Linked DNA regions of Homo sapiens: region 2 is linked to region 1. A link is a contact called in ENCODE Hi-C data. All regions are on one chromosome and are shown on one strand. Each heading gives the region's core, a stretch centred on a gene start or an enhancer-like site at or near the end of the contact. The rest is flanking DNA. Distances are from core to core; before and after follow the strand shown.

The links. Hi-C counts contacts between places; a loop is a spot of excess contacts on that map. Pooled maps may share reads with other maps.
Region 2: a map of B cell shows a loop between it and region 1 (13-fold over the local background). The contact joins two enhancer-like sites. A Hi-C loop is called at or near these places in 10 of 168 maps with a recorded cell type or tissue (B cell, CD8-positive, alpha-beta T cell, DLD1 and 7 more), 27 of 37 single-sample maps with no recorded cell type and 19 of 50 pooled maps.

The regions. Positions count from the first base shown.
Region 1 is chr10:35,376,546-35,381,560 of GRCh38, reverse strand. The region is part of intron 1 of CCNY (cyclin Y); the gene reads right to left. Among named protein-coding and RNA genes, the nearest start is that of CCNY, 43 kb to the right of the region's middle. RefSeq lists a silencer at 1,866-2,160. Within about 2 kb of position 2,205, at least 18 of the 41 ENCODE cell types and tissues checked have a DNase peak (open chromatin) inside an H3K27ac peak, as active enhancers do; they include B cell, OCI-LY7, heart left ventricle and 1 more, where a contact is called at or near this core.
Region 2 is chr10:35,562,292-35,567,306 of GRCh38, reverse strand. CCNY (cyclin Y) reads right to left here. Exons shown (of 10, transcript NM_145012.6): 9 at 1,122-1,284. Among named protein-coding and RNA genes, the nearest start is that of GJD4, 41 kb to the left of the region's middle. RefSeq lists enhancers at 2,256-2,335, 2,606-2,715, 2,776-2,885. Within about 2 kb of position 2,651, at least 10 of the 41 ENCODE cell types and tissues checked have a DNase peak (open chromatin) inside an H3K27ac peak, as active enhancers do; they include B cell, OCI-LY7, heart left ventricle and 1 more, where a contact is called at or near this core.

The DNA.
Region 1 (5,015 bases), core at 956-3,455:
GGAGTCTCACTCTGTCACCCAGGCTGGAGTGCAATGGCACAATCTCAGCTCACCGCAACCTCCACCTCCCGGGTTCAAGCAATTCTCCTGTCCCAGCCCACCCCCTCCAGTAGCTGGGATTACAGGCACGTGCCACCACATCCAGATAATTTTTTGTATTTTTAGTAGAGACGGGGTTTCACCATGTTGGCCCGGCTGGTCTCAAATTCCTGACCTCAGGTGATCCACCCGCCTCGGCCTCCCAAAGTGCTGGGATTACAGGCATGAGCCATGGCGCTCGGCCTACAGTATCTATTAAAGGCTAAGTACTCAAGAAGTACTCACTTGAAGCTTACGTATCTATTATTAAAACTCAATAAAGCAATTATTTAGAACACCAACAAAAGATTTTGGGGGAAAGAATATCACCGACATTGTTTAGAACTGCAGGCAAAATTCTAGACATTTAGACTTTACAGGCAGACTTCTGGATGCTTTTATTACTGTTATTAAATCCTCCACAGACAATGCACCCCTCATCACCAGCACTGGAGCAGACCACTCCCACCACCCCAGCCTTGGGATGCCGCTGTCTGCCTATCAGAGTTAAAATGGTACTCGGACGCTTCAAGCCCAGAAAGTCAGTTGCAAAAGAATCAAAAGAATAAAGGAAAGAGAAAAGCCACAGAAAATCACAATAAAAGAAACAACGAAGGAGTGAGATCTCTTGGTTCCACTTCTAGCCTGACCTCAGCTGACCGTGTATGTCAGGCAAACTTTAAAACTTCTCCAGGCAGTGCAGCAGAGAGGGTGAAGTCACAGGCGGCTGGCTGCGGACTGGGAGACCCCAGGCAAGGTTCTTAATCTCTCTGGGCCTGTCAGTTTTCTCATCTTCAAGAGAGGAAATATATTTGTATCTAACCCCAAAAGGCTATTGGGAGGTGATAAAAGTAAAGCATGTGAAGTGCTCTATATGTGATAGTTGTACCTGGGCAATATCTTAAAATTACTAAATCTGGGTGAAATATAGAGACTCATCGTACTATTATCTTTAATTCTGTATAGTTTTGAAACTTTCTGAAATAAATGTTTGAAGTTAGTTATTATCAGGTTCCTTAAATACAACACGTAAGAGAAATAATCACCTCCAAGGTCTCTTTGGGCTTTAAAACTCTCTGATACATTCCACACTGGAAGGATAGGATTCCCAGGTGGAAATCAGGAGTGGGAGAGAAAGGGAAAGACATTAGAGAAATAAGCTGTGACCACCAGTCACCTCCTCAAGTAATCACTGCATAATCAATGTTTCACACATAAATGCTTCAATGATTGGACCCTGAGCTGACTCCAAGCATTCATTACAAAATACAAACCAAAATGGGAGCAGCACTTCCAGATCCAAGCCCTCGAGGATCTAAGACTGGTACCTGGCAGCCTCCTTAACCCAGTATCTGTTGGAGTTCAAGTCCTACTCGCTTCCAAAACAACATCTTCCAAGTGTAACCTAACCAATATCTGGGACAGTGTTCCAAGTCCAAACGTTCGAAACACAAAGTAGTCCTCCCATACAAACTGTTGACTAGTTCACATTTTTTTACTGCGCTGAGTGGAATGCTTCATATGACAGCCTGGGACTGATGAGTACTAAAATTCCTGGAGATGACAGCTATGTTTCTCCTCCTTGTGTGGTAAAGTGGGATTTCAAAGCCTCCAATAGACGGCTCCATCATCTGTTGGCCCAGCTAAGTTTCCTCCCAACAACTCTCAGGGTAAAAGGAAAGAAGGGGTAGGGGGTGGATAAAGGCAAAGGCAAGCACGAGAGAATTCTCAGTAAAAGAAAGCAACATCCCTGCATTCAGGGCCTTCCTGCACCACATTATCTTCTTTTCCCACAAGCTTCGCTTTGTTCTCAATAGGCCAACATTCTAAATCAGCTGAAACACATCACTTCGTCACCAGGAGGAAATGTGGAGTTCCAGGATATGCAGAGCTGTGATCATGCAGACTTCAGCTAAGTCAACAAGTTCTGCCAGTAGCTCACTCAATCACTTCCCTCGCTGGTTCTAAGTCTTGAATTTAGAATCAAATTGCTACTTGCTAGATCCCTTGAGAAAAGATGTCATTTCCTGTAATACAGAGTCTGGCTCCATTTCTGACATCTGACTGCTGTTTTCAGGCCCCACCGCTCCCCACCTTCCCCTTCTGCCCCCATCTGGGCAAGCTGATAAGAAAGCCTGGGGCCCCCTCCTTTGGCACTTGCAGGAAGTTCAAACCATCCAGGTCCAGGGGGGCAGGGAAGGAAGCCTTCGACCAGCCCCAACCCCTAATCATGTAAAAGCCAAGCCAGTCTCCTTTCCCTGCTCTCTCAAGACACTTTTGGACCCGAGAGCCTGCCTGCTCTCCCCCAAAAGCTTTACTATGTGAATAATTCACCTTTTCTTACTCTCTTGGTACATCGTGAGGTCTCATCAGGCTGACACGTGAACCAAACTTTGTGTGGGTCCATCCCACCTCTGTACAGTGGCAACAGCATTTCCCAAAGTAAAAGACCCTGCATACTCCTTTCAACCTTCATCCAAAAATGCATTGGTGCATCAACTCCACCAATGTCTCCCTTGACTCTGGCCATGAGAAACCTCTGTCTCAGCTTCTCACCAATAAAGCAAGCCTAGTGCAGTTGCAAACAAACCAGCATAAGTTAGGAAGCAGAGGCTCAGGACAGGTACCCATTCCACCCCTAACTAACCAGATGACTCTAGACAATTCCACTGCCATTTCTGGGTCTCATTTCCCTCACCTACTAAAGAAGTGTAACAGTACACCCTCTGTGCCTAACTAGTAAGATCATGGTAAGGATCGAACGGGGCAGGATGTGGAACAGCACTCTGCAAGCCATCCTGACTCACACATATTCTAACTCCCCCAGCACGTCCCGGGCTTCATCTCCCTCGCCCAACACTCAGCTCTGCTCTTCTACTGTCCTTCTAGCTCCGTGCTCAAACAGAAAAACCCTCCTAACTTTTCTCAACACACATACACCCCACCCTAGCCAAAAAAGCAACCACCGAGGGCTCCGGTAACCTCTTCTAGGAAGTCACCCATATAGACAACTTAGCACCAGCACTCTATTCTCACAAATTCTCCCAAAAAATCCTTTTTTCTTTTATATTGTAAAACAGTCAAGATCACACCCGCTGAAGCCAACCAAAAAGACACAGGCTCTCATCACACAGAAGTCAGAATTCTGGAAAACTCGTATCTACCACCATGAGCTTGAAAGCTTCCCAATAATTAAGACTTCTGAGGAGGTCAGGGATGATATTAGCAAATGTGATTTTAGACAGAATAATGAAATGAGTCAATATTTGGAAGATCTGCATAAATTAGTGAACCAATACTTTCCCAAATGACAAAGCATGATGACACAAAATCTTGCATGTGGTAAAAGGTCCATTTAAAGTATAAGACAGATCAATAAACTTTAACATAAATGATTTCAGATTCCACAGTGCAACTAACCTTTAATAAATTACCATTTGTCACATTTTGAGGTAGTGTCAAAGAATATCCATGTTATCTTAAAAGTCCATAAAACAATACTCCTTTCTTTTCCAATCACATCTGTGTAAGGCTGAATTTTCTTCACATACTTTCACAAAGCAACATAGCACAAAAGACTGACACAGAAGCACATATGATGTTCTTGCTGCCTCCTACTAACCAGACATTAAAGATATAATAGAAATGTAAGGTAATGCTACTCTTCTTACTTAATTTTTTGTTTTGAAGATTTTTTAAAATAAAAATGTATGTTAACATATAATGGTTACATTATAATGTTATTTTTTAAATTAGTATATTTTTATTACAAGTTTTAATTTCTAATATGATATCTACAGACATAAAAATTCTTCTCTACAATTTCCATTATTGAGTTGTAATTCACATGCCATCAAATTCACCACTTAAATAGGTACAGTCATGCTTCCTTAATGACAGGGATATGTTCTGAGAAATGTATTGTTAGGTAATTTTGTTGCTGTGCAAACGTCATAGAGTGTACTTACACAAACCTAGATAGTCATAGCCTACTTCACACTTGGTTATATAGGACAGCCGGTTGTTCATAGGCTACAAATCTGTACAACATGTTAATGCCCTGAATATTATGGGCAATCGTAACACAATGCTAAGTACTTGTGTATCTAAATATAGAAAAGGTACAGTAAACATATGGTATAAAAGATTAAAAATGGTACACCTGCATAGGGTACCAATCATGCATGGAGCTTGCAGGACTGGAAGTTGCTCTAGGTCAGTCAGCAAGTGAGTGCTGAGTCAATGTGAAGGCTGAGGACATTACTGTACACTACTGTCAACTGTATAAACACTGTACACTTAGGCTACACTAAATATATATTTTTTTAAAAAGTAATTATACTATGACATTACGGCAACACTCAGCGATAGGAATTTTTCAGTTCCATTATAATCTTATGGGACCACCATTGCATATGCAGTCAATCCTTGACCAAAACATCATTATGTGGTGCCTAACTGTACAATTCAGTGGTTTTTAGTACATTCACAAAGTTGTACAATCATCACTGCTATGTAATTCCAAAACATTTTCATCACCCTAAAAAGAAACCCCAAACCCTTTAGCAGTCACTCCCATCCTCTTCTCCCCCCATCTCTGGCAACTACTAACCTACTTCCTGTCTCTATTAGATTTCCCTGTTCTGGACATTTCATATACGTGAAATCGTAATATATGTGGCTTTTTATGACTGGCTTCTTTCACCTACCATAATGTTTTAAAGGTTCACCCATGTTGTATCAGGTATCATTACTTCCCTCCTTTTAACGGCTAAATAATACAGGCTGAGCATCCCTCATCTGAAATGCTTAGGACCAGAAATGTTCTGGATTAAAGGCTTTTTCGGATTTGGGAACATATGCATTATATGCTTATCAGCTGGCCATCCCTAATACAAAAATCCAAAATCTGAAATGCTCCAATGAGTGTCTCCTTT
Region 2 (5,015 bases), core at 1,402-3,901, 190 kb before region 1:
CCCAAAGTTACACAGCTTAATAATGACGGCCCAAAACCCAGACCAAGACCAGTGGTGCTGCCCTCAGCTCTAACTGGGCTATGGAAAAGGTATTTTGGAAAAAAAATAAAAAGCAGAATCAAATCTTTTTGGATTCCCAATTGTTAATATCATTTGGCAGCTTTTTCCTATGAAAGCGCATGCTGAGAAGTATCTTTTTGAGGGGCTTATATTGCGGGAAATGCTTTTTGGGGGGACATAATTTTCTTAAACCTGTCCGTAAAGGTAAGGGTTTTAAAAAATATTTGATTTCAAAATAGAATTGTGGTGGCTCATGCCTGTAATACCAGCACTTTAGGAGGCCAAGGTGGGCAGATCACAAGGTCAGGAGTTCTAGACCAGCCTGGCCAACATAATGAAACCCCATCCATCTCTACTAAAAATACAAAAAAAAATTAGCTGGGCGTGGTGGTGCACACCTGTAGTCCCAGCTACTAGGGAGGCTGAGGCAGAAGAATCACTTGAACCCAGGGGGCGGAGTTGTGATGAGCTGAGATCGTGCCACTGCACTCCAGCCTGGGTAACACAGCAAGACTCCATCTCAAAAAAACCCAAAAAAACAAAAAACCTTTGCTTATTAAGTATAAAGTGATATTAAACTGGTTATTAAAAATATGAAGTGGCTGGCCAGGCACAGCGGCTCACGTCTGTAATCCCAGCACTTTGGGAGGCCAAGGCAGGCAGATCACCTGAGGTCAGGAGTTTGAGACCAGCCTGGCCAACATTGTGAAACCCCATCTCTACTAAAAATACAAAAAATCAACCGGGTGTGGTGGCAGGCACCTGTAATCCCAGCTACTTGAGAGGCTGAAGCAGAATTGCTTTAACTCGGGAGGCAGAGACTGCAATGGGCCAAGATCGCACCACTGTACTCCAGGCTGGGTGACAGAGCGAGACTCCGTCTCAAAGAAAAAAGAAGCAGAACAAATCATAATCAACTGCCCAGCTATATATCCTAGTAGCTCATCTTTATTTTACATCATGTAGTGGGGGAAATGATCAATGTGACCACATGCATCTCTGGTACTCAGATGATGTATTGGCAACACTGCACCACAAAACGCTGTTTTAAACCATCTTACCTCAAGCTTGTGAGCCCTCTCCCTGCTCAGGGGCTCCAAGGGAAAGCTCAGGTTGTTCGCTTCTGCCAGAGAACGAAGATCAAAATAATACTTGGCATAGACACTGGAAGGAACATTGATGTTGAACTGCAGCAATTCAAGAAACTGTCGCTCTAGCTCGTTCCTGCAAAGCAAAGACAAAAATAGCCTATGCTTAGCTGCCACACCAGGCCACGTGGCCTGCCAAGGCAAGTTGCTGGAGACCAGACTCCAGAAAACTGCATCCTCCAGGAAGACCAGTGATCTAAGTAAATGTCTGGTTAGACCACCATATTGGGATTAAAAGCCAAATCCACTTGATCTGGTGCCCAGAAGGATGAGGACTGGTTAACTGGGATCATCACCAGGAAGCGTTTCAGGGCGAATCACTTCACTGAGATCTAACACACACACAGCAGGCTCTGGCTGCAGGTCTCCGTGAGGACAGGCTGCTAACAAAGGGTGGATGCAGCAGCCAAGAGCTGCCACGTGGAGTCCAGTGAGGGCCCTTCCGCAGGGGCCCAGAGGAAAACACTCAGCCTCTGCAGACCTAGAGGACATTGGCTTCCTCGGTGGCCCCTCCCTACCTCCAGGGAGAAAAGAAGGGAGGAACTGTGTAGGGGCTTTCTTAGGCAAAAGGCAGGGATTATGGGGGGAGGGTGTCCAGTCTCTGCCTCAGTCTCTTAAAAAGAGAACTCACAAGCCGGGAAGAATGGAAGCAGTAGTTTCCACACTTGAGCACGCACCCCATCACCTGGTGGGCTTGTTAGAACAGACAGGGGGCTCCACCTTCACACTGTGGGGATCAGTAGGTCTGCAGTGGGGCCTGAGAATGTGCATTTCTAAGGAACTCCCAGATGATGGTGAGGCTGAGGCTCTTGCCCCGGGCCCACACTCTGAGAACCACTCAACTAAAAAGGTAGGTTGGGAGAGGAGGTGCTAAGATCCACCCTGCCAACCCATCTACATGTTGATGGAATGCTGGGAGAAATTCAAAAACTTCTACTTTAAGAACTTCTCATGTCAGCTATCTTTCAAATTAGGTTTATTTCTAGATAGTTCCTCTGGGTGGGGGGAACCTTCTCAGTGAGGGAACTATCTGTGGAGCACTGGTCCTGGGTCATGCACTCAGATTCAGCACGTTCTCCCCAGGAAGCCCCCAGGGGTGCCCACCCACAGGGTGCCCACCCACTGCACACCCTCCAGGAAACCTCCTGTCCTTGCCCACACTATGCAGCATGTGGCTGCTGAACTCAGCCTCTTGGGCTGTTCTCCTCATAGTCAGGAAGTGCAACATCTGCTTTTGCATGCCTGGCCCCCAGCACATGATCTCAGAAGGCTTCCCACAGCAGTGAGAGCTGAACTGAGGTGAGGGAAGCATGGAGCTCTGGCGGAGAGGAACCAGGGCTGAGGAGGGGGTGTTTCAGGCAGAGTGGGTCCCCTCCAACCTGCTGCAGGCAGCCAAAACACACAGTCACCATTTCCTGTGAGTGAAGCCAGGGCCCTAGTGCAGGGCCTCACCCTCCTGACCCTGATCCCAGCCTCGGCATTCTAAGTCATGTCCTGCCAACTCTGCTGAACGCTGAGGGTCTGGGTCTGAGCCTCACATGCAGGCACCATCCTGTCCTGAGTGATGTCCCGAGACCCCTATGGCTGTTCCCGGTGACTCATAGCACTCAGCTATGAAGGACTGAGGAGGGCTCCACACCAGCTCAAGTTGCTGTGACAAAGGACAAGAACAGTAAGGAGGCGGGTGGGGAGGCTGGGGCTGAGCAAGGCCAGTGGCTCTGGGGAGACATGAAGCTGCTGGGGAAAGGAGCACTGGGACCTGTGGGCAGGCGGCAAGGAAGGAGGCCCGAGGAAGGCCCATTCCGGTCTCTTCATCAGATGAAGAGCGTCACTGCTTGTTTCCACACAGCCTCGTGAAAAGAGTGATAACAAGCTCCAAATGTATTTACTGTACTAAATTTCATAGTTTTAAGAATTTAGGCTGGGTGTGGTCACTCACACCTGTAATCTCAGCACTTTGGGAGGCTGAGGCGGGTGGATCACCTGAGTTTAGGAGTTTGAGACCAGCCTGGCCAACAGGGTGAAACCTCGTCTCTACTAAAAATACAAAGAAAATTAGCCGGGCATGGTGGCACATGCCTATAATTCAAGCTACTCAGGAGGCTGAGGCAGGGGAATCACTTGAACCCGGGAGGTGGAGGTTGAAGCGAGCCAAGATTGCGCCATTGCACTCCAGCCTGGACTACAAGAGCGAAACTCTGTCTCAAAAAAAAAAAAAAAAAATTAGTCAGGCATGGTGGTGGGCACCTCTAATATCCCAGCTACTCAGGAGGGTGAGGCAGGAGAATCACTTGAACCCAGGAGGCGGAAGTTGCAGTGAGCCGAGATTGCCCCACTGCACTCCAGCCTGGGCAACGAGAGCGAAACTCTGTCCCAAAAATAAATAAATAAATAATAATTTACTTTGATTTGGGATAATTTTTACTTAAAACAACTTTTATTTATGCTTCATTTAAATGAGATTTAATAAGAGATCATCCTGTGAAATACTGGAATCCAGGTAAGACTTCAACAAAACGAAAGCGTCAGAGGCCCTGCTAAGGCCAGAACTGTCAAACGTCAAAGGAGCAAATCCCAAGTGAACCTGGGAGCTGCCATGGACACACCGCCGTCTGGTGGTCAACAGGCGTCACTGCAAAGCGTATTCTCCCAATAGTAAGAAGAAAAGTCTAAGAGAACAGCCTGATAATCCTGCCCAAAATGATATACAGACACCATGGTTCCAGATGGAGGCAGACACTACGAGCAAAGTCAAGAGGAAGCTGCTTTTGAACAAGGCGGTATTTTCCCAGGGTTCCCTGGAAAACAGAACAACCTTCTCCAAGCTTGAGTTTCTGGTTAAGCTTTGGGAAAATAGATTTTAGAGCTGTTGTATTTTCAAAAAATGAATTTTTTTCTAAAGATTTAGAAAATAAAAATAATTTCCAAAACTTGAATTTCCAAACTGCAGCAGCACATCTTTTACAGGGACACTGACAGCTTGCTATGTGATAAATTATCAGAAAACTAACGTGATGCCAAGAATGGGCCTGATGGATTTACTATCTGCATTTAGATAACTATGAAGAAACAGTTTTGGTGTAAAACGTTGTAAGAAATATATTCAAGTCGACCAACAAAAACCACATTTCAGAAATATTTGTCACACTAGATCAACACTGTATAAAAACCCAATTTGGTACAATTCAGCAACTTGAAAATAGAACTCTAAAATGATGTTAAAAAGAGCTGTTTTAATCATCTAATATGCTGCCTACTTTTCTAGAAACTAGGGTCACTTCCCAAAAGAAGGAGAAACAAAGTCTTGAAAAGGTATCTGCATAGCCACACTTACAGCCTCCACTTACTAGCCCAATGTGGAGGTAACCCAAGTGTCCATGGGTGGATGAGTGGATAAACAAAATGGGACACAGACCCCCAGTGAAGTATTATACAGCCCTAAAAAGAAAGGAAATTCAGACACACTACAACATGGATCAACCCTGAGGACATTATTGGCAAGTGAAATATGCTGGACACAGAAGGACACAGACTGTATGATCCCACTTGTGTGAGGTCCTGAAAGTAGTGAAGTTCACAGAGACAAAAAGTAGGACAGTGATCACCAGGAGCTGGAGGAAGGAGGAATGGCAAGTTAGTGTTTAACAGGGGGAGAGTTTCAGTTTGCGAAAATGAAGGGTTCTAGAGATGGATGGTGGTAATGGTTGCACAACAATGTAAATGTACTTAGTGCTACAGAAATGTATACTTAAAAATGGCTACAATCATAAATTTCATGCTACATACATTTTACTACAATTTAAAAAC